Linked DNA regions of Homo sapiens: region 2 is linked to region 1. Evidence: read pairs that join two places in POLR2A ChIA-PET (ENCODE). Cell type or tissue: Panc1. All regions are shown on one strand. Each heading gives the region's core, and the rest is flanking DNA. Links, peaks and the distances in the headings are about the cores only. Region 1 overlaps CAMTA1 (calmodulin binding transcription activator 1). Region 2 overlaps CAMTA1 (calmodulin binding transcription activator 1).

Region 1 (15,529 bases), core at 2,396-10,395:
AGATTTCTTTCTGATATATGTATCTACAGATATTTCTCTGTGCCGGTGTGGGCATTTTTTCTATATTTATTAACCCAGAATAGGTTTACTGTACATGTAGTTCTATAACCTGGCTTTTCTCTTAATATGTTATATATCTGTTAGGCATTTTTTGACAGTGATCCACAGCATCATGTTTGTTTCTTGATTGACTGAGACAGATTCTCTCTCTGTCACCCAGGCTGGAGTGCAATGGTGCGATTATAGCTCACTGCAGCTTCAAATTCCTGGACCCAAGAGATCCTCCTGCCTCAGCCTCCTGAATGGTTAGGACTACAGGCATGGGACACCATGCCTGGCAACGTTTTTTATTTTTTGTGGAGACAGGATCTTGCTGTCTTGCCCAGGCTGGTCTTGAATTCCTGGCCTCAAATGATCCTCTTGCCTCAGCCTCCCAAAGTGCTGGGATTACAGGTGTGAGCCATCGTGCTCAGCCAACATTATGTTTATCGACTGTTTATTAATGTTCCATTTAATTTTGGCTGGGTATGGTGGCTCACGCCTGTAATCTCAGCACTTTGGGAGGCTGAGGCGGGCAGATCACAAGGTCGGGAGATCGATACCATCCTGGCTAACATGGTGAAACCCTGTTCCTACTAAAAATACAATAAATTAGCTGGGCATGGTGGCATGTGCCTGTAATCCCAGCTACTCGGGAGGCTGAGGCAGGAGAATCACTTGAACCCGGGAGGCAGAGGTTGCAGTGAGTCGAGATCGTGCCACTGCACTCCAGCCTGGGCGACAGAGCGAGACTCTCTTAAAAAAACAAAAAACAAAAAACAAAAAACCCCCCCAAAATTCCATTTAATTTAATGCCATCATTTATGCATTCAGCAATATTTTTGAGGGCCTACTATGTGCCAGGCACTAGTTGGAGTTGCTGAGGGTATAAGATGAGGTTCCAATTCTCATGGAGCTTATCGTTTAGAGGGAAAACAATACAAAAGTAAACAAGTAGGTGAGGATTTCTGAGTGTGCTAAGAACAAAGTAGAGCAGGGTACTGAGGTGTGAGCACATCAGTAGATTTCGTAGGAAAGGCCTTTCTTAGGAAGTTATATTTGAGCTGAGAACTGAATGATAAAGGAAAGCCAGCTACTTGAGTATCTGGGGGAGGAATATTCTAGGCAAAGGTAATAGCCTGTGCAAAGGCCCTGAGGCAGGAATGTGCTTGCTTTGAGGAAATGTGAAAAAAAAAGTTGTTGATTGGAACAGTGTGGGGATCTGGCAGATGAGCTGGGTGAGGTAGGTAAGGGCTAGATCTTGTTGTGCCAAGTAGGCATAAAGAGTTGAGATTTTGGGTCGGGCACAGTGGCTCACGCCTGTAATCCCAGTACTCTGGGAGGCCGAGGTGGGCAGATCACCTGAGGTCAGGAGTTCAAGACCAGCGTGACCAACATGATGAAACCCCATCTCTACTAAAAATACAAAATTAGCCGGGCGTGGTGGCACATGCCTGTAATCCCAGCTACTCGGAGGCTGAGGCAGGAGAATTGCTTGAACCTGGGAGGCAGAGGTTGCAGTGAGTCGAGATCGTGCCATTGCACTCCAGCCTGGGCAACAAGAGCGGAACACCGTCTCAAAAAAAAAAGAGTTGAGATTTTGTTTTAAGGGCAACATGAAGTTATTGGAGGATGAGCTATTAGGAAGTGAGCAACATAATATGAAGCTTTATGTTCAAAGGCTTTCTTGGCTACTGTGTGGCAGTCAGGGGAAGCAGAGAGACCAGTTAAGAGTCTGTTGCGATAACTGGTGATCTTGGTAAGAAATGACGGTGGGGGTGGAGGGAGTGAGAAGTGGATGTATTTCAGAGGTGGAGCTGTCAATTCATGGGATTGGATGTAGGGGGTAAAGGAAAGGAGAAATTTTGTGGCCTCAGCTACTGCGTTGGTGCTGGGGCTCGTCAGTGAGACAAGGAAGTGGAGATTAAGAGTGTTCTTCTGGGATGTCCTGGTTGTGAGATGTCTGTTAGACACCAGAGTGATGATGTTGAATAGGCAACTTCCATAAGTCTGGGGAGAGGTCCTGTCTGGAGATAAAAATTGGAGAGCCGTCAATGCGCAGGTGACATTTAAAGCCATAGACTAGGTGAGATCACCTGGGATGCAGAAGATAGATGGAGAAAGGGAGACTAAGCCCCGAGCAGTGCAGGAGGAGCCAGCACAGGAGGCTGCAGGGGAGCCAGGGAGGCAGTGCTGAGGCAGGCAGGTGTGAAGTGGAAGCCAGGAGAAGGACATGTTTTAAGGAGGGTGCGTCACTTTTATGTTTGCTACTGTAACCAGTTATCACAAATTTAGTGGCTTAAAACAACACAGATTTCTTAACTGTTCTGTAGGTCAGTCATCTGACATGGGTCTCACTGGGTTGCCATCAGGGTGCCAGCAGGGCCATGTTCTTTATGGAGGCCCTAGAGAGGAATCTGTTTCCTTGTTTGTTCCACCTTCTAGAGTCTGCTTAATGTTCCTTGGCTTGTGGCTCCCTCCTTCATCCTTGATGCCAGCGACGTAGAGTCTTTGTGACCCTGCTCTCTTCTCATTCACTCACCCTGACCTCTTCTGCCTCTTTCTTCCACTTTTAAGGACCCTTTTAATTACGCCGAGTCCACCTGGATAATCCAGGATAATTTTCCTATTTTAAGGTCAGCTGATTAACAACCTAAATTCTATCTTCAGCCTTAATTCCCCTTTGCCTTGTGATGTTATTTATTTACAGGTTCTGGGGATTAGGGTGTGTATATCTTTGGGGTTCCTGTTCTTCCTTTCACAGAGGGTATCACAAAGGTTACTGGGAAGTTGGATAAAATGAGGACGGAGAAGTCATTGTTGGATTTGGTCAACTGATTAGTAACCTCAATGGGTGGTTCCAGTGGAGTGTTGGTGCGGTGGCCCAATGGGAGTGAGTTGAAGAGCCAGCGAGGTGAGGACGTGGAGGCTACACATCTTAATGGTTCTTGGTGGCAGTTTTGCTTTGAAGGAAAGTAAATAGTGGCAAGAATTACAAAGGAAAAGCACAGAGGACAGCTCTGAGAGGATGAAATGGGAGACGGAATGTGGAACAGAGGTTCAGGGACGACTGCTGGAAGGAAGGGGCATTAGTGTAGTGTCTACTGGAAGAGATTAACTGGATGAAGAACCTGGAGTGAAACCAAGAAATGGTTTATAGGGATGGGGACATATGAAAGTGAAATTCACAGGGTTATTTTTAATAGAACAGCAGAAGGTACTGATGACTCCTGTTGCTTGCGCCTGGGTCAGTGGACAGGATCCTTGTCAGCAGCCACTACAGGGCCCGCAAGCCCACCTCAGATGCTGTCATTCCACGGGTGGTGGCCAAATCTTTGAAGTCAGTGTAGAACCTCTGCCCTTTCTTCCTGGGGAGCCTGGATCAGCCATGATCTTGCCCAGACTCAGCGCCATGGTGGAGGGACATCTCCTTTCCTCTCCTGCCCCCCAACCACTTCCCTTACACTTCTGCTCTTCTCTCCTCACCCGCTAAATTGTAGGCCTGCCTCCATTTCTTTCTTTACTTTGTTACGTTTTAATAACATTTATTCACTCCACAACATGCTCACAGAGGTGGAAGACCAAGTTAGTGCAGACCCATTCATTCCTGGACCCAGTGGCTCTCAAGTGGGAGAGGTGCTGGTCTTAAAGGGTGTTTAGGAACAAGTGGGCGTCATAGTGAGTGTAAAAACGCCCTCGCCGTGAGGCTCAGAAGAGCCAGGCCTCCTCCTGCTCCTAGTCCAGTCAGTGCTCCTCCTTCATATGGGTGGTTCGCAGCCCTGCTGCATGTTAGACTCACCAGGACAGATTTGTAAACATATCACGACCTGGGCCCTACCACAAACTAATTCAACTGGAGTCTCAGGGATAGGGCCCAAACTGAGGATTTTAAAAAGCTCCCTAGGAGATTCTGAAGTGCAGCCAGGGCTAAGAACTACAGCCTTAAATCTACTGTTGACTGCTTTCAAAAGAAGTCTTCACTGTGCTTAAACAAATTGTGGTTAAAAGTAAGCAAAAGGGCCAGGCGTGGCGGCTCATACCTGTAAATCCCAGCACTTTGGGAGGCCGAGGCAGGTGGATCACCTGAGGTCAGGAGTTCGAGACCAGCCTGGCCAACATGGTGAAACCACGTCTCTATTAAAAATACAAGAAAATTAGCTGGGCATGGTGGTGCATGCCTGTAATCCCAGCTACTCGGGAGGCCAAGGCAGGAGAATTGCTTGAACCCGGGAGGTGGAGGTTGCAGTGAGCTGAGGTCGTGCCATTGCACTCCAGCCTGGGTGACAAGAGCAAGTCTCCATCTCAAAAAAAAAAAAGAAGGAAGCAAAAGGAAATCTGGAGGGGAACATTTGTAATAGGCAAGTGGTCATTATTAAATGTACAGTTATATTATTAAAATGTAGATCATTTGAATCAACTGACACGTCTGAATTTGGATTAAAACTCCTAAGCAGTATACGGTACTCAAAGCTTGGTACTGGTAGGGCACAGTTTGTTCATTTCTGTTTTTCACGTTGCCTTCTTTACACTTTTTTCCTTTCTGAATAGCCTAATATGACGAAGCAGCTATTTGTAACATGTGGGAATTATTTTTTCTTCTTTTCCTCCCATAGTCTGTCTCCATCTTTGAGCTGCTGTTCTTTCTACAGCTTAAGGTTCTTAGATGTCCATTCCATTCCCTACCCAGTCTTGGAACACTGTGAGATGAGCATTCCTGATAAGTGGTCATCCAATTTGGAAAGACAGTATTTTACAAGGTGATCAGTTTCTGAGGAATTTCAGTTAGAAAACTTTGTGTTTTTGGTTTGGTCAGGGAAAGATCCAGAAAAGTGATCAAGAGGTTAGCTCAAACCTGATATAGGGAGTTCTCAGAATAGAGATTGGCTGTTAATGGTCTCTTATAATTTTTTCCTTGAGGATAGTTTTATTAGTATGAGAGTAACTTAACCATCCTCATTGTGCAGTTCTTCCGCCTCAGTCTCCCAGGTAGCTGGGATTACAGGCACGCACCACCATGCCCTGCTAATTTTAGTATTTTTAGTAGAGGCAGGGTTTCACCATGTTGGCCAGGCTGGTCTCAAAGTCCTGATCTCAGGTGATCCACCTGCCTCAGCTTCCCAAAGTGCTGGGATTATAGGCATGAGCCACTGCGCCCGGCCCCAAACTTTTTTATAATTCTCTATGACATTGACATACTCCCACAACAGCTTCAGTATAATTTAGATGCCCTTATACATCTGCGTGGCCAAATTAAAAAAGACACCATCAGGTGTCAGCAAGAAACAGAGCAGGGGGAGCTTTCATGTACTGCTGATGGGAATCTACATTAGTTTAACCACTTTGGGAAACTAGAATTATCTATGAGAGTGGAAGATTTGCACACCATAAAGCCCAGCAGTTCTACTCCTTATGTATATTCTTGACAGACTGTATAGCTGTGAAAACTAATGAATTGATGAATATTCAAGAAGTGAGTAACTCTCACAAACATAATGTTGAGAGAAAGAAACCAGACACTCAGAATATATATTGTTTGATTCTGTATACAGGTTCAAAACAAAGGCAAAATTAATTTATGGTGTTGCAAGTCAGGAGATGTAGTTACCTTTGGAGAGTAGGGAGGATATATTAGCAGGGCTTCTGGGGTGTTGGTAATGTTCTTTCTTGATGACAGGTGTGATACACATGCACACATACACACAAATATATTTACAATTTGTGCTGTTTCCTGTTTGTATATAATATTTTAATAAAAAGTTCACTGAAATGGGGCTGGGCACAGTGGCTCGCGCCAGTAATCCCAGCACTTTGGGAGGCTGAGGCAGGCAGATGCTGGAGCCCAGGAGTTCAAGACCAGCCTGGGCAACATGACAAAACCATTGCATTACAAAAAAAAAAAAAAAAAAAATGCAAAAATTAGCCCAGCATAGAGGTGCGTGCCTGTAGTCCCAGCTACTTGGGAGCCTGAGGTGGGAGAATTGCTTGGGCCTGGGAGGTGGAGGTTGTGGTGAGCTGAGATTGTGCCACTACACTCCAGCTTGGGTGACAGAGTGAGAGAGACCCTGTGTCCAAAAAAAAAAAAAAAAAAAAAAAAGTTTACTGAAATGGTATATGGTGTAGAGTAGATTATTGAACAGCAGTGAGAAATGAGCAAAATACAGCTACATGCAGCACCATAGAAGAAGATTCTCACAGAATACATACGATCAGATTCTAGTTTTCTAAAGTTCAAAGAGTCAATGCTAAGCTATTGTTTAAGGACACATAAGTAACTCGTGGATATCAGTCAGGATTCAGTCAGGGAAGCAGAACCACTGTATTATGTAATAAGGGATTTATTTTTTATAGCAATAAGATATTTTACAACTGTGGGGAAAAGCTGGAAAAATGACAGTCTGGAAGGAAGAATTAGAGGACCAGAGAAGAGCCACGAAAGCACCTCTCCTGAAGCACCTGTACGGGTGGCTGAGTTAGAACTTGTGGGAGGCTCTGAGAAGCCAGGCATGAGCAGCTGCTAGAACGGGACCACAAAGGAAAGCTGATGAAAAAGTCTATGAAAAGCTATTACCTCTGCATAGCAATCACTTCTCTAGGTCTGCTGGCCAGCAGCTGATGGTCCAGGGGCTTCTGTTCGCTGACAAGGCCGGCAGTTGGGGGAAAAAGCTAGTGACAGAAGCAGCACGTGGACAAGCTGGAACCCTCTGGCATCTCCGTTTATATCTGCTACCACCTCTAACTACCTCGGCCCTCAGGAAGTAATGGTGGTTTTACTTTTCGCTTTTTAAATCTTGTCCAGATTCAGGGAAGGGAATCCTGAGAAAATTCTAGCCTAACCAAATTGAGTTAAAAGCTGCAATAGTGATGGTTGCACAACTCTGTGCATATATTAAAAAATATACTTTAAGTGAGTGGACTTTATGATTTGTGAATTATATCTCAATAAAGCTGTTATTTACTTAAACAAAACTGCCACATGTTGAAAACTTTAAAGAAACAATGTTACCATGGATGATTTAAGTGCTGCTTCTTGGAGATATGGAAGTTTCAGTTTAGTAATTGCTTCTTAGCAGGTTGTATCTATGTTACTCTACACTGCTATTCTTTGGAAAGCTAGAGCGTAGTAACTAAGATCTGTTTGTTAATGACAGACCTCAAGGTCTCCTGACAGGTCTGGGAATAAGTTTTGAAAATAGGTTAATGGGATATTGTATTAGTCCGTTCTCATGCTCCTAGTAAAGACATACCTGAGACTGGATAATTTATAAAGGAAAGAGGTTTAATGGACTCACAATTCCACATGGCTGGGGAGGCCTCACAATCATGGCAGAAGGCAAAGGAGAAGCAAAGGCATGTCATACATGGCAGACGAGAGAATGTGCAGGGGAACTCCCGTTTATAAAACCATCAGATCTCTTGAGACTCATTCACTACCATGAGAACAATATGGGGGAAACAGTCCCCATGATTCAATTATCTCCACCTGGCCCCGCCCTTGACACATGGGAATTATTACAGTTCAAGGTGAGATTTGGGTGGGGACACAGCCAAACCATATAAGATACATTTTCTCACTTTTCACCATGTATATTTGGTTTTAAAATTTGAACTAGGATTTCTTTACTTATACTTAAAAGTAGGTTTTACAGATTCATTAAAACTTTCATATCAAATCTGTTTTGATAATCTGAGATATTCTCATCATCTCAAACTATTGGAAAATGCCCTTATCTACTCTCCATTTACGTGGAGCCACTTTTCATTTGAATGTTTGTTATGGCTCTTTTTATTCTCTTTATAAGGAGACAATTGCCCAAATAAAGATATGCAGCTTTCCTGCCTGGGGCTGTAGTTGTACCATAGTAAGGAAATGGATATGAAGGTTTTTTAAAAAGTTCAAAAACAGAGTAGCTTGTATCATTTATATGCAAAAACTAGAAACATTTTTAGCTGTAGTTACGAAGACTTCTAGCTTTTTGTCAACTTTTTAACTAAAAGGAGTCCCAAAACACAGGTTATTTCTACATGGATTAAATTTATAATAATAAAGAATCATTAGTATTACTAAACCATATTGACAGAATTCTTGCTAAAACTAGGCTAGACAGACAAGGATGGATACTGAAGGTTGACACTGAAGACCTAGTTGGGAAGAGGATTCAGAGGAGCTTGGCTAGAGTTTGGTCAAGGAGACACTCTTGGTCAGTATGTAAGTCTGGCTAATTGGAAGTAAATAAAAGGCAGCCATAGTCTTGGAGGGAAGACAGACATAAAAAATGATTGCAATATGGTATAAAAGGTATAATAGAATTATAAAGTATGTGTGTATAAGATGTATCTGCGGCAAAAAGGAGCAGTGATGGTCTGCTTGAGCACATGAAGGATGGATTTTTTTTTTTTTTTGGAGACGGAATCTTGCTCTATCTCCCAGGCTGGAGTGCAGTGGCGCCATCTTGGCTCACTGCAACCTCTGCCTCCTGGGTTCAAGCTGTTCTTTTGCCTCAGCCTACCGAGTAGCTGGGATTATAGGCTTGTGCCACTGCGCCTGGCTTATTTTTCTACTTTTTAGTAGAGATGGGGTTTTGCTGTGTTGGTCAGGCATGTCTCGAACTCCTGGCCTCAAGTGAAGGATGGATTTTTTTTTTAAAAATGACACTAAAGCTGTATTTTGAAGATGATTAGAAAGTTTGCTAGGCAGACAAAGAGAATCAGCAAGAAAACTTTCTGGGCTGAAGGTACTACGTTTAGTCAAACTATTAATACTTCCTTTCCTGTGCAAAGGAACGGAAGAAGGAAGTAGTTTGAGTTGCTTGGATAATTCGCTATGGCTAGTTTAGGGTTTAAGGAGAGAGATGGATGAGTTAAGGTTAGAGAGTAGCAGCTAGATCATAGAAGGCTATGTATGCCACGTTGCGTTTAAATTTTGTTTTTTTTTTTTTGAGACAGAGTCTTACCCTGTCACCCAAGCTGGAGTGCAGTGGTGTGATTTCGGCTGACTGCAACCTCTGCCTCCTGGGTTCAAGCAATTCTTCCTGCCTCAGCCTCCCTAGTAGCTGGGATTACAGGCATGCACTGCCACCCCCAGCTAACTTTTTTTTTTTTTTGAGATGGAGTCCCCCTCTGTCACCCAGGCTGGAGTACAGTGGCGGGATCTCTGCTCACTGCAACCTCCGTCTCCCGGGTTCAAGTGATTCTTCTGTCTCAGCCTCCTGAGTAGCTGGGATTACAGGCACGCATGTGGCACCCAGCTAATTTTTTTTTTTTTTTGTATTTTTAGTAGAGACGGGGTTTCAGCATGTTGGTCAGGCTGGTCTTGAACTCCTGACCTCGTAATCTGCCTGCCTCAGCCTCCCAAAGTGCTGGGATTACAGGTATGAGCCTCCGCGCCTGGCCTAAGATTTTTATTTCTAGTAGAAAAAGAGTTTCACCATAGTGACCAGGCTGGTCTCAAACTCTTGACCACAGGTGATCCACCCACCTCACCAGTGTGCCAGGATTACAGGCATGAGCCACCACACCAGCCTGGGTTTACATTTTAACAGATTTTTTTGTTGTTGTTTTCTTTGAAGGTCTCACTCTGTCTCCCAGCTTGATCATAGCTCACCATAGACTTCAACTCCTTGGCCTCAAACAATCCTCTCATACCTCAGCCTCCAGCGTGGCTGAGACCACAGGGGTGCACCACCATATCTGGCTAATAGTTTTATTTTTATTTTGTAAAGACAGAGTCTCCCTACATTTCCCCGGCCTTGAACTCCTAGTCTCAAGTGGTCCTCCCGTTTCGTCCTCCCAAAGTATTGGGATTACAGGCATAAGCTACTGCATCTGGCCTTTTAGCACAGTTTAATCAGAAGAGGAAAATGAGCAGATTTTTATTTTATGCAGTTACCCTGTGGACCATGTAGAGAATGGTTTGGAAGAACGCTGGGAGTCTGGTGAGGAATCCATCCCAGAGGTAGTAACTAAGACCTGTTTTTAGACATTGGCAGTAGCGAAGGATCTGACTTGGGAGGTAGAGTTAGTAGCATTTATGTGACCTCTAAGACGTGATCCTGTCACACTTTTTCTCTACTCTGTTAGGTTCAGTACTTGAGGGCCTTTGAATTAAACTGACAGATGATAGATTAGCAAGAGAAAAGGTAGATTTTAATTTTGTAAATACTTAGGGGAGTTCACAAATAAATGTGACTGAAAAGAGTTGTTAGAATTTGGGGTTTATGCACCATCTTAATAGATGAAGAGGAGAGGGAGAAAGGGTACTTCCGGGAAAACAAAGAACTATTTGGAAAGATAAATGGGCTCATAGGAGAATAAATGGAAGCTGTATATTTTCGTGACATTTTCTGTTTGGTTGTCTTCTCATCTCAGATGATTAGAGTTGCCCCTGTGGGAAAGGGTTCATGACAATTGAGTTCTTTGAGTTCTTTTGGGAGGCTCTGCTTTTAGGCAGATAAGGGGTTTCAGGAACTCAAATGCCTTCAGCTCAAAATAATTTTTATGCTATAGTGGCTTATTCTGGATCCTTTCACGGTGAAGGAGAGGAGAAATTCCTGAGATTCTGGTTTGAGTGATGGTGGTACTGTAGATAATGAAATACATAAAGAAGAGCAGGTTTCAGGACATACTGTATTTTCATTTGTATGGTTGAGCTTGGAGCACCTGGGGAACATCTAGAGATCCTAGAAAGCAGTTGGATGTAGATTTGGGACCTAGAGAGAGCTCAAAGAAGCTGAGAGTACGGATAAAATTTTCCTTGGAGAGTAGGAGAATGAGAGAAGAAAGAGCTTCCAGAAATGAACTGAAGGAGGCTGGAAAATGAGAGAGGATGAAATGAGAGAGGGGACATAGAAAGGAAATTGAGCCTACAAAGGAGACTAAGAAGGAATAGTTGAAGATGAGGGGAGCTGGGAGAGTTACAGAAACCAAGGCAGGACATAGTAGCAAGGAGACTGAGCAATAGGGATCAGCAGTGCCAAGGTGCAGAGTAAAATTATAGAAGTGTTAAGGAAAAAAAAAATTATATATATATATATTTAGTATATGATAAAGGTACAGTTTTGAGGAGGAAATGGAGGGCTGTTTATTTAAATGGACATTTGGGACAATTGGCTTACCACTTAAAAAATATTAGGTTAGGCCGGATGTGGTGGCACATGCCTGTAATCCCAGCACTTTGGGAGGCTGAGGCAGGAGGATCACTTGAAGTCAGGAGTTCAAGACTGGCCTGGCCAACATGGCAAAACCCCGTCTCTACTAAAAATACAAAAATTAGCCAGATGTGGTGACGCATGCCTGTAATCCCAGCTACTTGGCAGGCTGAGGCACGAGAATCACTTGAACCTGGGAGGTGGAGGTTGCAATGAGCCGAGATCATGCAACTGCAATCCAACCTGGGCGACAGAGCAAGACTTTGTCTCAGAAAAAAAAAAAAAAAAAAAAGTTAGTTTAGGTCCCCACCTCATGCCTTATACCAAAATAAATCTAAAAATTAAATGTAGAAATTGAAAATAGTAAAAATATTAGGAGAAAACGTGGGTCAATACTTACTTTGTGTTCAAGTTAGGAAGGACCATACCCATTCTAATTATAACAGAAAGAAAAGACTAAGAAATTTTCATGTAAATCCAGCATGTCTGTGTGCTAAAAATATCATAAAATTAAAGTGTAAATGGCAAACTAGGAAAAGTATTTGCCATAGATTTGACAGGCAGAGGTTTAATATCCTTCATATCTAAATGATCTATCAAAAAAATGAATAACTGAAGGTTTCTGGTTAAGTAGGACTCATTGAAGATGTCTTTATCTTCCATCCTTCCAAAATTTTGATAAAATGACAGGAATTACAGAAGGGGTAGACCCACAAAGAGTGAAAAAGGGAGAGTAGGGAAGATTTTTCTGGTTGATGATAGACTAAGTTGTTGGGCCTTATTTCCTGCTGAGAGCAAGTCGAGATGATGGACAAAATTTAAAACAAAATTTATGTGAAGGAAATGGAGAGTTAACAAAATAGTGAAGATTTGTGGGTGTAAGAGGTGGGGCGTGGTGATGAGGTAGGGAAGCCCAAGATGTGAGACCAGCATTTGCAGTCATTTCTTTCCCAGAGGAATCTGCTCATTCCAGAAGAATTAGGCAGATGAGAAGCTGGACGGCTGAACAGAGTTTTTGTTAGACTCAGAGGGCGGAGGACAAAAATTGGAGTTTGGCTCAGATCAGGGAGCAGGAAAACTTCTTAGGCTTTGAGTAGGAGACCCAAAAGCCTATATCTTAGAGATAGTAGCTCCTAACAGGTATTGAAGTCCAGCTCCAGACCCTCTCAGTTCCTGGCTGGATCAAGGTGTTCTGGAAAGAAGCAAGTATAATTTCTTTCATTAATAGAAGAAGATAACATCACTCAGAACCTCAGATGAGCTCTATGTTTATTTACAATGTTTGGCACTCAGAAATCACCAGGCAGATGAGGATTTAAGACAATGTTACTGAACGCCAAGAGAAACAACAGACTATGGAAGTGGATCGACAGGGATCCAGATAGTGAAGTTATTAGAAAAGGGTAAGGTATGTAGTATGTTTACGGAGTTAAAAGATTAAGAATAGGGAAATTGGAACCACACCACCCCCTCCCCAGTAGAAAAACCAAATGTAAACTGTAGAGTTAAAGGACTGTAAATGAAATTAAGATGTCAGTTAATGGGTTTAGCAGTACATTAGTAATAAGTAGAAAACAAATGTTCAGAATGAAATATGGAAATAAAAATGGTCTGGACATACATTATAGAGTGAGTCTTAGGGATTCTGTGGAAAGGTCTAACCAACATGTAATTGAAATCCTAGTAGGAAAGGAAGGAGGAGTGCTGCAGAAGCAGTATTTGGAGTGATGATAGCTGAGAATTGTTCATAACAGGCAAAAGCCATCTCATCACAGATTTAAAAAATACTACCAGAAATCTAAGATAAGGAGAACATTTTAATAGTAACCAGAGGCCAGGTGCGGTGGCTCACTCCTGTGATCCCAGCTCTTTGGGAGACTGAGGCGGATGGATCACTTGAGGCCAGAAGTTTGAGATCAGCCTAGCCAATGTGGCAAAACCCCATCTCTACTAAAAATACAAAAATTAGCTGGGCATGATGGTTCATGCCTGTAATCCCAGCCACTTGGGAGGCTGAGGTGGGCAGATCAGTTGAGGCCGGGAGTTCGAGACCAGCCTGGCTGACATGGTGAAACCCTGTCTCTACTAAAAATACAAAAATTAGCCGGGCGTGGTGGTGCACGCCTGTAATTCCAGCCACTTGGGAGGCTGAGGCACGAGAATTGCTTGAACCCAGAAGGCAGATATTGCAGTGAGCCAAGATCCCACCAAAGTACTCCAGCCTAGGTGAGAGTGAGACTCTATCTCCAAAAAAAAAAAAAAAAAGTAACCAGAGAAAAACTACGTACTACATTGAAAAGAGCAGTGAGATTGACAGCTAATTTCTCAATAGATGTAATAGTGCATCCTTCTCAGAAGGCAATGAACTAATGTTTTAAAAATGTAAAAAAGAAGGTAAACAGCCAAACTAGAATGTTATACCCTTCAAAAGTGAGGACAAAATTATCACTTCTTTAGATCAACAAAAATGAGAAGGATTTAAAAGAAAAAGCCAAAACCCCAATTCTCTTTCTTCTACACTCACAAAACTTCTCATACCAAATGTGTAGGGTTTTTTTCATACCAACCAATTCTCCAGTTCTCTGTGGACTCCGGGTATTCTGCAATTTAACTCAATTTGGATACTAACTGCCTGGAATTACTTGCTTCACAGGTTGAGAGCTTGGCCTCACAAGATTGCTTAGAAACCAATTGCAAGTCCAGGTCTCCGATATTTCTTACCGACTGCTATGAAGTGATTCCTATAACCCCCTCCTCAGATTCAGTGATTTGCTAGAATGGCTCACAAAACAGGGAAACATTTACCTAGGTTTACCTGTTGATTATACAGAATACAATTCAGGAACAGCTAAAAGAGAGATGCATAGGGCAGGGTATGGGGAGGAACTCAGAACTTGCACACCCTCTCCAGGTGAGTCACCCTCCCAGCTCCCCTATGTGTTCACCATCCCGGAAGCTGTCTGGACTCTGTTGTTTGGGTTTTTATGGAGGCTCTATTACGAAGGCATGATTGATCAAATCATTGGCCATTGGCCGTTGGTTATTGAACTCAGTCTCTAACCTCTCTCCCTTCCCAGGAGGTGGTGGGGTGGGGAGCAGAGTGACAGGGGATGAAAGTCTGAATCCTCTAATCACATGATTGGTTGCTTTGGTAACCAGTCGCCATTCTCCCGAGAGTCCTCTCATCATAAACTCAGGTATGTCTGCTCTTCTTACTACCGTGTTTCAGGGCTCAATGCCAGGAACTTGAAATGAAGACCAAATATATGTTTCTTATTATATCACAGTATCACAGAGTTAATTACACCAGACCTGCACTAAAGGGAATAATAGAAAGATTGGTCTTTGGCAGAAGAGAAATGATCCTGCATGGCAGCTTTAAGATGCGTGGAAAAGTGAAGACCAAAGAAAGGAGAAATAAGATGGTAAATGTAAATGAACACTGTTGGGTAAAATAATTATTTGTGGTTTAAAATACACATAGAATTTAAAAATATAGTAGTAGCATATAAGTTGTGGGGGTGTTAAATAAAAGTTAATATCTTACGGTCTTTTCATTGCCCAGGAAGTGGTAAAAATATTAATTTACTTGAGACTTTGATAAGTCAAGGACACATGTTGTAATCTCTAAGATAGTCATTAAAAGAGTAGTAAAATATATGTAATTAACAAATTAATAGAGGGGAAATATGGAATAGTAACAGCAGTAGTAGTAGTAAAACTTGATTAATCTGAAAGAAGGCAAGACGACCAAAAACAGAAACAGAGCATGTGGGAAAAATAGGAAGTGAACAGTAAGTTGTTAGATTTAAACTTAGTCTATCAGTAATTATATTAAATAAAAATGAACCAAAATTTCTAATTAAAAAGCAAAGATTGGGAAATTGGATAAAAAATCAAAGCAGATCACAACTCTGTACCGCTTTCAAGGATGTAGAAAAGTTGAAAATAAAATGGTAGAAAAGCCATATTACTCAAACATTAAAAGAAAACTGGTGTACCTTTATTAACAAAGTGGGCTTTAGGGTAGAAATAATTGCTTGGGATAAAGACATACATAATGGTAAAATACTCAATTCAGTTCTCCAGGAAGTTACAACAGTTCTACCTCTGTATGTACCTAAAAACACTATCTCAAAATACATAAAGCAAGAATTAACAAAAATGACAAAGAACAGACAAATCTGCAATTCATAGTGGAAAGTTTTAATATACCGTCTTCATTAACTCAGAAACAAAGTATCAGTAAGGACATAGAAGATTTCCATAACATAATGAACAAACTTGACCTAATTGAAATCTCAGTGGGTTTATGTGTAATCTAGACGTACTACTGTCCTGTGCTT
Region 2 (15,529 bases), core at 4,146-12,145, 120 kb after region 1:
GTAGACGATAGTGACGGTGATGATGATGATGTCAGCACTGGGCGTGCACCCTGCTATACTCTCACCATCTCCCCTCACCCCTCCACTCCTCTTCCCTGGCGCCAGAGGCATCTGACCCTTAGGAAGCTAGGGGCTGCAGTGGGTCAGAGTGAGAACCACGGTCAAGCTGAGGGGCCCCTGCTTGTCTATAGCCAAAGGCCAGGTCCAGGAAATAGTACTTGGGGTTTGGAGTCGGGGGCTTTGACTCAGATCTGGGTGGAGTCCTGGCCTTGTGGCCCTGGACAGGCTATTTACCTTCTCTATAAACTGGGGATAACAAGAAAGCCTCAAAGCTTAGGATGGCTGTCAGGTGTGCGGTGGCAACCAGTATTACTACTATTGTTGTGACTGTTGAGTCAGATCAGGTTTCTCCTGAAGGCCCTACCTGGAGTGATGTTGCTGTGCCCGGTCCCTAGCTCCGTGCCTGGTAAGATGTTCACGGGGCTTAGTGAACACGTGTCTAGCTGAGCCCCACTGAGCTCTGATGGGGGCATTTTGTTGCTTGTGGAGCAAGAAGCCATTTGGATGGGGCAGAGGTCAGCTGCCAGGACTGTGTGGCCTGACCTCCATCCTGCACCATGCCCAGCAGAGTCAAGGCTGTCAGAGGGATTTTCTCCCGCGGGTCTTCCTGTGCAAATCAATAACCCTTCAGGCAGCAGCAGGGAGGGAAGCATGCACTGAGGAGGCAAGGGTCAGGGCTGTTCCTGCAGCTTCCGGCAAGTCCTTTGCAGGGTTTTTCAGTATCTTCCGCTCGAGCAGGTGCTGCAGCAGAGCCTCAGATACGTACTGAGCGTCGCCTCAGTTTCATGCACACCGCTTGGGGCTCCCCAATCCCTGAGTCCAGAACCACCTGGAGGTCTATTGCATTCTGGCCCCGGCAGCTCTCCATGGAAGCAGAGATGAACTAGCAGGGCCAGAGGCTGCTCACTATGGTGGGGTCCCTGATCTCCTATCAGCACCCTAGTTTCTAGTAGGAATTTGGGAGGCAGAAAATATTCCCCCTTCCCTCCAGGTGAATACTCAGGTGCATACTATGTGCTTGAAGCTCATGGCCAACCTCAGAGGCTGATGGGGCCTTGTGGGCTTTCTGGAGAGCTCTGCAGGGTCCCAAGTGTCATTTCTCCCTTGCCCCTGCTTGATGCACGGTTTGTGAGTACTCTCTTTGGCTGGTCCTCTTCACTCTCTTGTTTACCATTTGCTGTTAACAACAGTAATTACAGTATAGTTGTGAGATGAAAACATGACTAAATTATGACACTGCTTGTGTAACAATCTCTTAAAACTGACTCAGAAGGCAACAGCTGCACAATTAGGCTATAAATTCTCTTAAATGAACTTGTCGGTGGCAGCAGTACCTGTGTGGCGGTGTTGTGTAAGAGATAACCAGGCTTAATGGGCTTGGAGAGGGAGCACCAAGGATGGCCTCGTAAAGAGGGAAACTTTGTTCTTTGTCATAAACCACTTGTTCTCTTATAAAAACAAAGGGCTCAGTGTTGGCCCATTAACTCCCTCTGTCTGTCGGGACTGTGGGAGCAGAGCATCTGCCTGACAAGCTGACACCAGGGATGCTTTCTGCCTTGAGGTGTGGCTTTGTTTGAGGCTCCTCCACCCTCATCCCGAGGAGGCATGGCCAGCAAGAGGCCTGGGTGGGATTAGTTAGTTAGTAGCGGTCGGGCCAGCATGGCCTTGGTGGGGGCCCAGCTGAGCTGCTGCAGTCTTCCCAGCTGGGCTGCGAGGCCTGCCCTTCTTATGCTAAATGACAAACTTCAAGACAAAACCCACGAATCAGAGCGCCTTGGATGTGGGGCTGGGACCTAAGAAACCATGTGATTCAACAGAGGGATGATGGAGGCTTGCTTCAGATGCGCTCTTTGGGAAAGAAGCATGTATGCCGCAGATCTAAGGGGGAAGGATGCAACTGATGAGGTGTTACAGGATGCTCTTACCCCACCCCAGCCTGAATGTGGCCAGCACTGGGACTGGTGATGCTGACACTGGGGGCCCTGCTGTCTGCCTCCAGGTCAGCTCTTAGCAGCGTATTCACTTTCTGTGGCTGCTATCACAAACTACCATAGACTTGGTGGCTTAAAGTGACACAAATGTACTATCTTGCAGCTCCAAAGGCAGAAGTTGGGTCTTGATTTTGACATGGGTCTCGGTGTTTTAAAATCAAGGTGTTGGCAGGGCTGTGTTCTATTCTGGACTCTGGGAGATAATCCGTTGCATTGGCTTTTCCAGCTTTCAGAGGTCACCTGCATCCCTTGATTGGTGGCCCCTTCCTCCGTCGTCAAAGCCAGCACTGGCAAGTCAAGTCTCTTTCAGAGAACATCATAGTTCTCTGACTCTCTCTTCTGCCTCTTCTTTATCTTCCATTTGTAAGGACTCATGTGATTCCATTGGGTACATGAGTACACTAAGGTGATTGTTTCCATCTCGAGATCAGCTGATTAGTTGCCTTAATCACATCTACAGTCTTAATTCCCTTTCACCATGTAACGTAGTATATTCACAGGTTTTGAGGATTATGACGTGGACATCTTTAGGGGGCCATTATTCTGCCTGCCACAGGCAGGTGGAGAGTAGGGCTTTGAGCCAGCTTGACTTTTGTGCCCTCTGAGCTGGGCACAGGCAAGGATCAGACGTGAGGAAGCAAAGCTGAGCTGGTCCTACAGGAAATCAGAGAGAGAACAGCCTCTCTGTTCCCTCCCGCCTGTCAGCACTGGACTCGGCCTGCACCTCAGATGTCACTTGCATTTTCTAGGGGCTCCCAGTCAGAGACAGGGTGTGGTCTTTCGTGAACAAAACCCAGGAGTGGACATACCCCATGGCTTCCCAGACTGTGTGGGAGTCTCCCTGAATGAAAATGGTAAGTGTGCACCCTTTCCTTCCTGGAGAACCTAGCATTAGCATCCACCTTTCCCCTAGGCCCCTCCCTGGAGAAGGTGCAAATCGGGAAGCCTGCTGGTATAAGATAAAGTTCAGCTTTAACAGTTTTCAAAATAAACGAACAACACACAAACTCCAGACGCTGCACAAACCCACCAGCAGGGAGTCATGGCCACAGGTTTTGAAAACTTTCACCATTCTGGGATTGCAGAGCGTCTCATCCGCAGCCCCGGACCCCCTGGCCACCTCTGCTCTTTCATCCCAGCCTGGCGGAGAGGCAGCTGGACTCTCCTCTCGGACAGGTTCTCTGATGAATTTCCAGGCATCTCCCTGGACCTGTCCACACAACAGATTTCTGGAGCGCATCCCCAGGGACCTCCAGCTCCAGGCCTATTACTGAAGTCCGTCACCCAGAAAATCTGTTGACGGAACCGTTCTCCCTGAACTGCAAGCAAATTGGGAAATTTGAATGTGACGCAATAAGCCTGCAATAAAACAGAGCCTCCAAGAAGTGCATGAAGCGAATCTCCTCCCAGCCTAGTCCACCACCCCTCTGCAGCTTCCCGAGCTGTCACCCTCCAGGGTGGCCACATACAGTATTTATTTTTTTTAATTAAGCTGCGTTGCTGTGTGGCTCACCCTCCACAGATGCTTTATAAAGCCCAGCCTTGTAAGTTGCTGAAAGTTTTTATTTTTTTTTAAGCGGATAGTAAAATTAAGCAGTTATTAGTATTCACGAAAAATGCTCGTGGCAGGCTTCGCACACGTAATGAGAAGCCACCTGCAGTTCAAAGCAGTACTTGATAATGCTGTAATTAGATTTGAGATGCAAAAAAGCTCATTAAAATTAAATAACATATTTGTCACTGTTTTAAGAGGTACAGATTGCCTAGAACCATGCTGGTCTCTTGACCTTGAGTATTTTGGCAGAGTCCTTGCTGCCGACAATTCAAAAATAACATCAGCAATTCTGCAGAGAGTCCTGAAAACATGCTCATCCTTGGTTCAGTTTGTATTGAAAAAATTATATAGATATCCAGGGGAAATCACAGATTTGTACACAGTGTGTTCTGGGAGAAAAGGGTGGCCACAGTCCTCTCTGAGCCAGTAGCTCAGACGCTGTGAAGAAGAGATGGATGTGTGCCTGTGGGAGGCTGGGGCAGGTGGAGGGGTCCCCCATAGGACACGGGGACACTGTGAGGGAGTTTGCAGGAAGCGGCGGCCTTGGGCACCACTGCTTACCACTAAGCTGAGCTGGATGAAGCCACTTGCTCAGAGCAGGCCCAGGGCGACTGGTAATCAGATTGTCAGTCAGTGTTTCCCGGGTGCCTACCGGTGTACCGGGTCCCGGGCAGGGGATGGTGGGGCCGCAAGTGCCAGTGAGATTTGCCTCAGGCTGCAAAAGAGGTCATAGCCTCATCACGGAGATGAGGCATAAAGTCAGGTGCCAGGAAAGTATTTATTGTTAATAAAAGTAGCTAATGTTGACTGAGCGTGTCTTTCATAGTAGGTAGCCAAGCGTGGCATGCATTATCTTAGGAATCATCTCCATAGTCTGTGAGACAGCCCTGACTGCCCCATTTTCCTTGAGGTTACGTTGCTCTTGTAAGGTCACTTCACTAGTAAGTAACTAGTAAGCCCAGAGCTGAGCCGGGTTCAGATTCAGGTCTGGCCTTCTGCAGCACCCCTTCTGCATGAATCACAGAGTCACTCAGGTCCCATGGGCAGAGCAGAGAGACCCAGGGTGGGAGAGGACACACATGAAGGCACTCACTGAGGACCCACTCTTCACCAGATCCTGCTCTAAACACTGCGTGCCTGTTCATCATTGTATCCCCATAGCAACCCTGTGATTCCATTTTACAGATGAGGAAATTGAGGCATGAGAAATTAAATAACCAGTCCCAGGTCACCAGGTAGTTGGTGGCAGAGTTAGGATTAAGCTCTGACCTTGACTGTTATTCTATGTTTAATTTTTCTTGAAATCTGTAAAGCATTCTATAAAGGTAGGATGTAATTTAAAAGCAATTATGATGATTTTTGTTCTTGGAGAAAGAAAATGCAAGTTGCTTTCAAGGGGCAGAGACCAGAGGAGTTTTCCTGGGGGCAGAGAGCAGTTAAACGAGACGTGAGTGGAGGGGGCCAGATGGAGGGAAAATGAGGCCAAGTTAGAAACAGAGGCCTGGCCTGGGCTCCAGGGACAGTGTGGGCCCCCATTTTGGAGGAGCTGCGTGTCCTCCAGGGCAGGGAGTCATTGGGAAGGCAGTCTGGGCCGACTGCCCCTCCTCCCGGTGGCTGGATTGATTTTCCAGGCTGACTCTCTTGGCACTGGGTCCAGATTTAGTTCTGTGGAGAGCTCGTCTTTCAAAGTCCAGCTCAAATGTCACCTCCTCGGCAAAGACTCCCCCACCGCCTGAAGCAAAATTAATCACTCCTCCTCCATGTCCCACAGCACTCTGTTGATACCTCCGGAATAGTCTTATCACATCGGACACGGATTTATGTGTTTACAAGTCTGTCTCTCCAGCTAGACAGCGACTTCTCGAGGGCAGAGCCCACTCTGCCTTTGTGTCATTGTGCCTGGGGCAGTGCTGCGTGTGCAGTGGGTGCTGAGGAAATGATGCATACATGGAGGACCAGTGGATGGTTTAATTTGATTTCAGTGACCAAGCACAGAGCTCTTACTTTGTGCAGGTCTTGTTCTAAGCTCTTTACATATGTGAAAGGATTTAGCCTTTATAACCCCATGACATCAGTTAGTTCTATGATGAGCCTGTTTTACAGGTGAGGACACTGAGGCTCAGAGAGGTTGTGTAACTTCTCAATATCATACATCTGGTAAGTGGTAGAGCTGGGAGTTTTAAACCCAGGCAGCCTGGAGTGAAAACATCTGCTTAAAGTGATTTTGTAGCTACAGATTGTATATAGTGATTCTTATTAGGGGAGTTTCTGGAATGAATTCTCATTTCACTCTTCTTTTCCCTAACTTGTCTGAATTTAGGAAGGTTTGGAGAAAGCGATTGGGCTGCGATGCAGTTAAGTTTCCTTTGTTGTAAGCCGTGGAAACCAACTCTAGCTAAATTAAGCTAAACAGGGATTCTGTTGTGAGGATCTAAGTAGCTTGCAGAAGGAGCACGCTGGAAGGAAGGGCTTTGGGGAGGCCAGAGGGACTGACCTAGCGGGAACTGAAGGACAGACTTGCTGGGATGAGCTCTGCACGTCACGTCCCTCCCAGTTCAGGCGCCACCATCGTGACCGTGTAGGGAATTGGGGTGCTGGTAAGACCTTGGGTGCTGGGCCGGCAAGAAGGTGCGCTGCCTGCCGACCACCATGCGTTCCTGCTGGCCATTGCTTGGGTCCTGTGTTCACCCTGGGCCCAGTGGCAGCCTGGGCTGAGCCGGGGGCGTGAGAGCCCAGGGCTCTCAGTCATGTTTCCTTGACACATAGTTCTGGAGTTTGGGGCGGGTGGGGAGGGTGAGGCTTCTGAAAGGAATATTCACTGGCAGTGACCTTTCTTAGGTTTTTAACATTTTGAGGGGATTGATTGAATTGATCCAAGCCCATTCATTCTCGGTCTCCAAAGGACATGAATACCGCAGGACCAGCCCAGCTTGAATGTTTGAAAACTGGGTGCAAACGAGGACTAGACTGATTCTTTCTCACCGGGCTTGCCCCCAGCCTCTAAACTAGAAGGGGCGTCTGGCTGGGTGTCCCTGGGAGGACGGCCAGAGTGCGCCTTGCTCAGAGGTTGTTGCAGGGAAGCCCCTTTTCCTGGGGAGGGAGGGAAGGCGCTGTGCATCTCTCCCCGGCGGCCAGTCCAGCGTCTTCCGGTATGGCAGTCCTTTGCCCTGTCGGGTCAAAGCCAAGCCCCCTCAGCCTCCGGGCTGTCCCCAAACGTGTCTCCCTCGCGGTGTCCGTGGCGCGCAAGAGCCTGGAGCCTGCTGCTTTGGGCCTCACGCCTCTGTCTCATGCCTCTGCCGGGGCCCCGATTTATTCAGGACACACGTGTGCTCCGAGTGCCAGATACATGGTGGACCCCGACAAGGCACGCAGGTCTCAGACAACAGGTGACGCTGTGTCCCCGGCCTGTGCAGCGGGGACACCCACCTCATTTTACTCCCCCCAGGTCAGCTGGTCCTTGCTGGGAGGCTGGTCCCTGGGGCGAGGGGCCAGGGGCAGCTGGAGGAGAGCGCCTGCCCCTCCCCACCCCGCCCCGCCCCTCCTCCCTTCCACTCCCCCTCTGGGCCCGCCCTCCGATTTGGCCTCTTCCCCGGGCCCACCCTTTCTATAGCCCCACCCTTTCCGTTTTGGTTCCTCTCTCCCTGCCAGCCCCGCCCCCTCAGAACCTATCCCGTTTCCTTTATGGACCTGCCCTCGTCTGGTCCCATCCACCCATCTTGCCCCGCCCACATCCAGCCTTCCCACCTGGCCCCACCCCTCCTTTTTGGCTCCGTTTCACCCGCCCCGCCCCTCTGGACCCACCCCTCTTTCCTCTGTGGACCTGCCCCTGTCTGGTTCCACCCACCCACGTGGCCCCACCCACTCCCTGCCTTTTATCCTGCCCCTGCCCCATGGCTGGCCCCATCCTCCATCCCTTTTCGTCCTTGCCCACCGAGCTCCTCTGGACCCACCCCTCTTTTTGGGCCCGCACCCATCTGGCTCCTCCCACCCATCTGGCCCCACCCACTCCCCTGCTTTCCATCCCTGCCTTGCCCTGTGACTGGCCCCACCCTCCATCCCTTTTGGTCCCTCCTTGCCTGCCGAGCTCCTCTGGACCCACCCCTCTTTCAGTTGGGGCCCCGCCCTCATTTGGCCCCTTTCACCCGTCTGGCCCTGCCCATTCCCACCTTCCACCCTGGCCCCGCCCTGTGGCAGACCCCATTCTCCATTCCTTGTGGCCCTTCTCCTCTGGACCAACCCCTCTGTCCATTAGGGCCCCGCCTTCATTTGACCCATCCCACCCTCTGGCCTCACCCACTCCACCTTCCATTTTGACCCAGCTCCTTGGCAGGCTCCAGCCTCCATCTCTTTTGGCTCCTCCTCACCCGCCCCGCCCCTTTGGAACTACCCATCTTTCCTTTATGGGCCCCGCCCCATCTGGCTCCTCCCACCCACCTGGCCCCCCCCCCCCCCCCGCTTTCCATCCCGGCCTTGCCCTGTGACTGGCCCCGCCCTCCATCCCTTTTGGCCCCTCCTTGCCCGCGCCGCCCCTCTGGAGCCACCCCTCTTTCCAATCGGGCCCCACCCTGTTTTCCTGGCCTTCAAGCTCCCGCCTGGCGCCCCGCAGCGGCAAGCGTGATTTATAGGCCGTCTGAGCCGTGACCTATAAACCCTGTTCTTCAGGGGGTGCCTTTCTTGGATTAAATGCCTCTAAAGGAGCCTCTGTCTCAGAAGTGTCATGTAGAATGTTTCCGCTGACGGAGAACATGACCTTTAAAACCCCGAGTAAAGGAAGCAGAGCTGCCAGGGGAAGCATCGGGCAAGGCGGCGCCTCAACCCGCCTGCACCTGTCCGCTCTCCGACCCCTCCCCAGACCTGGTGGGGCGGGCTGCTGACCTGGCTGGGGGGGCGCGCTCCCGGGGCCTGGGGGCTGGGCGCGGCTCGGGGAGCTGCGCTTTGCGGACTGGAGGTGGCGACCGTGCGAGCAGAGACGCCCCTCACCATGGGCCAAGAGCCCTGACCCTAACAATGGGAAAGGGCCAGGGCCCTTGTTCCACTTCAGTTTCCTTCCCTTTGTGCCCTGGGGGACACTGGGTCCTGCTAAAGGCTGGGGCGCCTGTCGCAGAAGACCCAGTGTCCTGGGTGCTCTGGGTGAGGCACAGCGTCCTGGGTGCCCAGATAGGGGTGCAGAATCCTGGGTGCCTGGTTAGGGGTACAGAGTCCTGAGTGCCTGGGTAGGATACAGAATCCTGGGTGTCTGGTTTGGTTGCAGTGTCCTGGGTGCTTTGGGTGGGGGCACAGTACCTTGGGTGCCCAGGTAGGGGTGCAGTGTCTTGAGGATCTGGGTAGGTTCAGTGTCCTGGGTGTTCATGTAGGAGTGCAGGGGCCTGGGTGCCTGGGTAGGGGTGCAGCGTCCTGGAGGTCTGGGTAGGAGTGGTGTGTCCTGGGTCTGTATAGGGGTGCGGAGTCCTGGGTGTTCATGTAGGAGTGCAGTGTCCTCGGTGCCCCCGGAGGGTGCAGCGTCCTGGGTACCTGGGGAGGGCGCAGCGTCCTGGCTGTTTTGTACAGGGGCACAACGTGATGGCTTCTCTGGATGTTCCATCTGCAGTGTCTCAGAGGATGTCATAGAACTTGGAAGAACTGTGCCTAGGTCCCACCTTTTATCTGACACTGCAGTCTTTGTTTCTTGGGTGGAAAAGCCATGGCTGCCTCTCTCCCAGGTTGGAGAAAGCATATTTCTGGTAGTAGCCACTCTGTAGGTCCATATGGACACTTTATACTAAGGAGGCTACATTTTCTTATTCTCTTGCCCCCACAGGCTAATGTCACAAGTAGAAACGTGACTGATACACTCATTCCTTTGTACACTTTTATAAGAAATCCCCGCAGACGCTGTTTTGCTTTGGTCCCTTTGAGGTGCTTAGAGGAGTGGCTGGATTCTCCAAGAGGCCTCATGCAGGAAGCACTCAGTATATGTTGCTTGTGAGATGCCGCCAGGGATTCTCTGGAAGGAGGACCAGGAGATTTCTATGGAGAGACGAGTCAGCTGAAGGCCTTTGTGGATGGAAGTAGGGGACTGTCTTCCACCGTGTCTTTTTTGAGAGCTGGGAAGGAGAGGCCGGGTCGGCTGGGAAAGAGCTGTCTTGTGTTGGAGGGGCTTTGAGCCCTCCTCCAAGGGTCGCAGAGCAGCAGGTAGAGACTTAGAGTCTGTGCTAACAGAGAGGGAGGGTCTTGTCTGGGAGACTTGCCTGACCCTCTCTTACTTGGGTGCATGGTGCTGGCAAGGAAGAAGCAGGGCCAGCGGAAGGGCTGTATTTCTGGTGAGATGTATTAATATGTGAAAGCCACTTCGGGAAAAGTAGTGAGTGTGGTATGAGCATGAGTGTGTGTGTATGACTTTGTGTGCTTGTGTGTGTCTGTGCATGTGTGCATGTGTGTGGGCACGTGCTCCTGGGGGCATGCACATGTTTAAGTGTGTGCTTGTGTCTGTGCATGTGTGTATGTGTGTGGGTGTGTGTGTAGGGGGCACGCAGCCAGCTCTAACTTGAGCAGAGGCATTCTGTTGTTATAAATAAGGCTGGTTTTTATATTCCCATTTGACCAGGGAGTGCAACCAGCAGACCAAAGGTAATGCATTTCAGCTGCCTGTGGGGGAAGGTAAATGTGGTTTATTAGCCCCCCTGGCTCAGAGGGGGCTGGGCACTGGTAGCAGCTGAAGCAAGGCGGCTCTAGATGGAGGGAGGGGACAGGTTGGTGATTGTGTGCCCTGGTTTCTCTAAAGGAAAAAAAATGGACGTGCCGCCTGTTAGCTAATCAACAGTGAGGAGAAAGTCCTGACAACAAGTAAAGAAAACTTAGCTGGCAATAAAATAAGGGACTTTTTATGGTGGTTTTTATGAGAACATTTTCGCTTTGGGAGTTATTAGAGTTAGTGCCGGTTGTGACAAAAGCTGCATTTGCATATCGCCGTGATGAGGTCTGGATGGAGCCTGAATGCGGCATTAACTGCATATCAGAGACCCTTTCAGAAGCCAAACAGGATGACATTTATTGCAAGCTCGATGCCGCACGTCTGGCATTAGTTACTGCTTGTTGTGTCCTGTGGAAACTAGATTTTCTGTCTTGGGATCTTTCTGGGACTGGTCGCAGCAGCTTCCTAGGTCAAGAACAAGCTAGGGCTTTGGGAGTGTGTGGGGGATCTCGGGGATGGGGAGGGGACACCATCGGGAGAGGAGAAGGAGTTAGGCTTCACAGGGCTGCGCGCTGGCCAGGTGCCTGTCACAGGCTGACCTAGATGAGACTGCCACTCTCAGATTCAAGCCCCACACCAGGACAAACAGGAATTTTTCCCACTTTTTTAATTTTTAAAATTACGATGTAATTAACATATCACGCAATTTACTCATTTTAAGTATTCAATTCCATGGCTTTTAGTATATTCACAAAAACGTGCAACCATTGCCCCAGTCTATTTTAGGACATTTGTGTTACCCCAAGAGAAACCCCTCACTTCTTAGCCGTCACCCCAACCCCCTCATCCTCCCTAGCCCTAAACGACCATACATCTACTTCTGTCTCTATTGATTTGCTGCCTCTGGTCATTTCATATAAATGGAACCATACAGTATTTTTCCTTTTGTCTCTGGCTTCTTTCCCCCAGCAGAATGTTTTCCAGGTTCATTTATGCTGTGGCACGTGCCAGAACTTCATTCCTTTTTATGGCTGAGTAATATTCCACTGAACAGATACGTTCTATTTATGTATTCATCAGCTGATTTTCCCTAAACACTTTTGAAACCTTTTTTTTTTTTTTTAGAGACAGAGTCTTGCTTTGTTGCCCAGGCTGGAGTGCAAGTGGTGTGATTTCGGCTCACTGCAACCTCCACCTCCTGGGTTCTAGCAATTCTCCTGCCTCAGCCTTCCAAGTAGCTGGGATTATAGGCACATGCTGGCATGCCCAGATAATTTTTTTGTATTTTAGTAGAGACTGGATTTCACCGTGTTGCCCAGGCTGGTCTCGAACTCCTAAGCTCAGGCAATCCATCCTCCTCAGCCTCCCAAAGTGTTGGGATTACAGGCATGAGCCACCGTGCCCGGCCAAAACCTTTTTTATTGTAAAAGATACTCATGAAAAAATTCATGGTTGAGACTGGGCACGGTGGCTCACGCCTGTAATCCCAGCACTTTGGGAGGCCGAGGTGGGTGGATCACCTGAGGTCAGGAGTTTGAGACCAGCCTGACCAATATGGTGAAACCCTGTCTCTACTAAAATACGGAAGGTAGCCAGGTGTGGTGGTGTGCACCTGTAGTCCCAGCTGCTTGGGAAGCTGAGACAGGAGAATTGCTTGAACCCAGGAGGTGGAGGTTGCAGTGAGCCGAGACTGTGCCACTGCACTCCAGCCTGGGTGACAGAGTGAGACTCCATTTCAAAAACAAAAAAACCAAAAAATCAGGGTTAAGCCCATTGGAACCCACCTGAATTTTTTCAGAAAATGGAGTTCTAGATTGAGGGAGACATAGGGGGTTGATGAAGGGAGTGAGATGGGGTGGGGTGGGGGGTGGAACTGCGTTTCCTCTGGAAAACATAGAGCCCATGCTTTGCACCTCCCAGCTCCCCACCCGCGAATGTGGCCTCAGGGCTGACTCCAGGATTGCTGCTAGGGTCCTGGGAGGGTCTTTGTTGCTTGCCATTCAGAGAGCATTCTCTATCTCAGGGGACCTTCAGCCACTAGGTTTGAGGATTCCCAGGGGATGTTGGTGTGGTTGAGGGCTCTAGGGCAGCTTAGGCTGGTGGCCACGTGTTCCTGCCTCACATCCGCTCCTCTCCATGAGCTCTGGCTGTGCTGTGTGGTTCAGCCAGCATTTGAAAAGTCTGGGCTGAGGCTGCTGTGGAGAGGAAGCAATTGTGCATTTCATAGATGGTGACATGCATCTCTGCTGAAGGCTGAGAGTGATATTGGAGGAGGCACAGTGGGCTTCTGCCTGGCTCAGATTTAGGGAGAATCTTAGGGCAGGGGGTGAAGTCAGAATGTCCTATTTTTTCTCTTCCAGAAAAATCGGTAGGATCCCTGGGTGACTCAGCTCTTAGTCTTAATTATGCTGCTATGTAAATATTTCTGAGGTCTCTTGGTTTTCTCAGTTGGCATTATATCACAGTTAATAACCAGAGGGCACATTATAAATATGCAAACTAGTAATAATGCTTTAACTCGAAGAACATCGATAAATTGCCAAACTGAGCTGGCAGCGTTCAGCAGCTCATTCCCTTTGCTGTGGAGATAGCTTCCTCTACTCCTGCATCATGGAACCCACGAATTCCGTTGGCCCCTCCCTGCCCCAGATGGCACCCTCAGGAGCAGTCGGCTGTCCGCTTGGTGTGCCGAGAAAACGGCTCTTAATGTGGCCCCGGGTGTGTTTTCCAGCATCTAGAAATCTCCCAGAGAGAGCAAGGCATGTATCGTGGCTTGCCCTCCGCTCTTTCTGTGCTGGGACAAGATCGGAAGTAGAGTCTGGAAGGATGGCCCTTGCCCCTCTCCCGTCCTTTATTTGGTTGGAAAGATCATAGCCCCCACGGTGGAGATACCGCCAGAGTTCTCCTCCCCGCTCCCTGCCTTGTATATGGCCTCAGGAAGTCACGTCAGCTTCTTCATCAGAAATTCATTTATATGACAAATGTTTACTGTGTGCCTACTGCGTGCCAGGTGCTGTGCTGGGCAGTGCATATGGTCCTTGTCCTCATGGAACTGATGTTAGGGTAGGAGAGACAAGCAGGCAGTAGTTAGGATTGTGATCGATGTGTGTCTCGGAAGCACAAGGGGTTACTGGAGCACCTGTTCAGGACGTATCATCCATTCCCGGTGGGTCAGGAAATTCTACCGGAAATTCTACCGTAGCAAGTGCTATCTAAGTGGAGATCTGAAGATACCCTGGCAAAAGGAGACGGATAGAGAGAGTGGAGGTGGGGGCTTGGGGGAGGCGGGTTACAGGGAAGAACATCCTGGTCAGAGGGAACAGAATGTGCAGGTGCTTCAAGGAGAGAATGCGGGATGTGACTAGGGAGCTGCAAGTCGCCAGTGTGGCTGCAGCATGGAGCTAGTGGAGGACAGGTGTGCTGAGGTGGGCTGCAGAGGCACGGGGCGAGGGGGTGTCTGTCTCCAAGGAGCTAGTCTGTCTTGCCAAGTTGAGGGACATTTAAAGGGTTTGACTTTATCGGGACAGAGAGGGGCCAGTCTTGCCTTAGAAAGCTCCTGGTTGTGGTGAGTGGACCAGAAGAGGTCAAGAATGGCAGCTGAGATACATAGGGGTCCTTGCTTGGCCTCCGTGGGCATTTTCAGTGAGGGCTAAACCAGATGCCTTGTCTACCGCAAAGGGCACTTGTTGGATCAGCCCGAGCCATGCTAAATCAGGCAGCTTCTGAGCAGGATGCAGGTTGGGGGCTCTGAACTTGGAGTCTGGGCAGGAAGGAGGTGGTGTTTGTGGTTTGTGGAGGCGGCAGCGGGATGCCTGTGACCTGAGTGGAGCTAGAAGGGGCAAGGAACGCTGCAGAAGTAAAGGCGGCCAGGTTGGGGGAGTGAGCGGCTAGGTTGGGTGAGGGTTCCTGGGCTCCAGCCGTTGGACTGCCGCTTGCCCTGGAACCTGGTCCGGCTCCTCCCCCGGATGATCACATCTGCTTTGGGGCGGTGAGGAGGGCCCAGATGATGTAGTGGGAACTGGTGGTGCCCAGTGAGATGAGCTTTTTCATGCAGGCCTTGGACTTCAGGCTTGTTCCAGCTCAGTGCACTTTTCCTGCCTCAGCTTCCTCATCTGTGAGATGGGCACCTACCTTTGGGGTTTCTTTGCAGGCTCTGTGTCTTCCCATATTTACAAAATAAAGGTTGGATGGGTGTTTATTGGCCTTCAAAGCCAGTGTAGGCCTACGATTTAAACTTCATCCACATTCCTCAGCAATGGGTGTAGACCATAGTTAGATGTATTTTAAACTTTTTATTTTGAAATTTATTTATTATTATTACAGGAATTTGCAAAGAGAGTTCAGGGGGCCTCATGTAGCCTTGGTCTCCTTTCTGCAATGGCTTCATCTTACCTGACAGTATCACAGCCAGGACCCAGATGTCGATACAGTGCACATGTGCAGTTCTGTGTTGCTTCATGTCACACGTGCAAATTTGTGTCACCACCACCACAGTCAAGGTGCAGAATTGTTCCATCTCCACAGACATCCTCCCACCAACCCTGTGTGGTCAACTCACCCTCTCCCTCCCAGGATCTCTAACCCCAGTCAACCACTAATTTGTTCACCATCTCTGTAAGACTATTTTAAATTACAAATGTATTTTTGTTATAAAATTATATAATAATCTTCCAGAAATTGAGGGACATGGAAAGAAAACATTTCCATTTCCCTACCACTCTCAGTGATTTCAGCGCATCTCTGTGCCTTTTTTGGTCCACATGCATATATTTAGTGTATCTGTAATCCTAATGTGTACGGGACCTTATGTCCTGCTTTGCTTGCACGACGTGCCATAAGCATCCTCCATATGTATTGGAGCCGTGGAGTGCTCACAGACAGCATTCCAGGAGGCGGAATGGGTGGCAGGGAGTGGGAGGCAGCAGAAGGAGTGGAGGCCGGTCCCAGACCAGCATCGGTGAGGAGGTAATGGGGGTTCTTGCCAGGCCAGGGACTCTCGGCTTGGAGGGGGTCACTCCAAGGGCCTGGCAAAGGATGTGGCGACAGGACCCAGGGACTCCACCTGAGGCCTGAAGGATACCGTGAGTCTGAAGACTCCACAGAACTGATGTTGGGATGGGAGAGACAAGCAGGCAATAGTTAGGAATGTGATCGATGTGCATATCAGAAGCACAGGGGGCTACTAGAGCACCTGTTCAGGACGTATCATCCAGTCCTGGTGGGTCAGGACATTCTACTATAGCAAGTGCTATC

The links. ChIA-PET counts read pairs that join two places held together with the same protein. Peaks named below come from ENCODE experiments on the same cell type or tissue, not always from the same donor. Only the 100,000 strongest peaks of a DNase experiment are listed, where the experiment ranks them.
Region 2: POLR2A ChIA-PET joins it to region 1 with 17 read pairs; 2 of 35 experiments call an interaction of 5 or more read pairs at or near these places.

What each region holds. Positions count from the first base shown.
Region 1 is chr1:6,838,582-6,854,110 of GRCh38, forward strand. The region is part of intron 3 of CAMTA1 (calmodulin binding transcription activator 1); the gene reads left to right. LOC124903832 (a long non-coding RNA gene) reads left to right here. Exons shown (of 2, transcript XR_007065449.1): 2 at 1-13,564. Among named protein-coding and RNA genes, the nearest start is that of CAMTA1, 61 kb to the left of the region's middle. In Panc1, for the core only: no CTCF peak of the experiment used is centred there; no DNase peak of the experiment used is centred there.
Region 2 is chr1:6,955,228-6,970,756 of GRCh38, forward strand. The region is part of intron 3 of CAMTA1 (calmodulin binding transcription activator 1); the gene reads left to right. Among named protein-coding and RNA genes, the nearest start is that of CAMTA1-AS3, 51 kb to the right of the region's middle. RefSeq lists enhancers at 730-1,259, 1,260-1,790, 1,791-2,320, 14,132-14,632 and silencers at 7,253-7,352, 7,583-7,822, 8,063-8,112. In Panc1, for the core only: no CTCF peak of the experiment used is centred there; DNase peaks (open chromatin) are centred at 7,579 and 7,840; H3K4me3 peaks cover 609 bases; H3K27ac peaks cover 1,431 bases.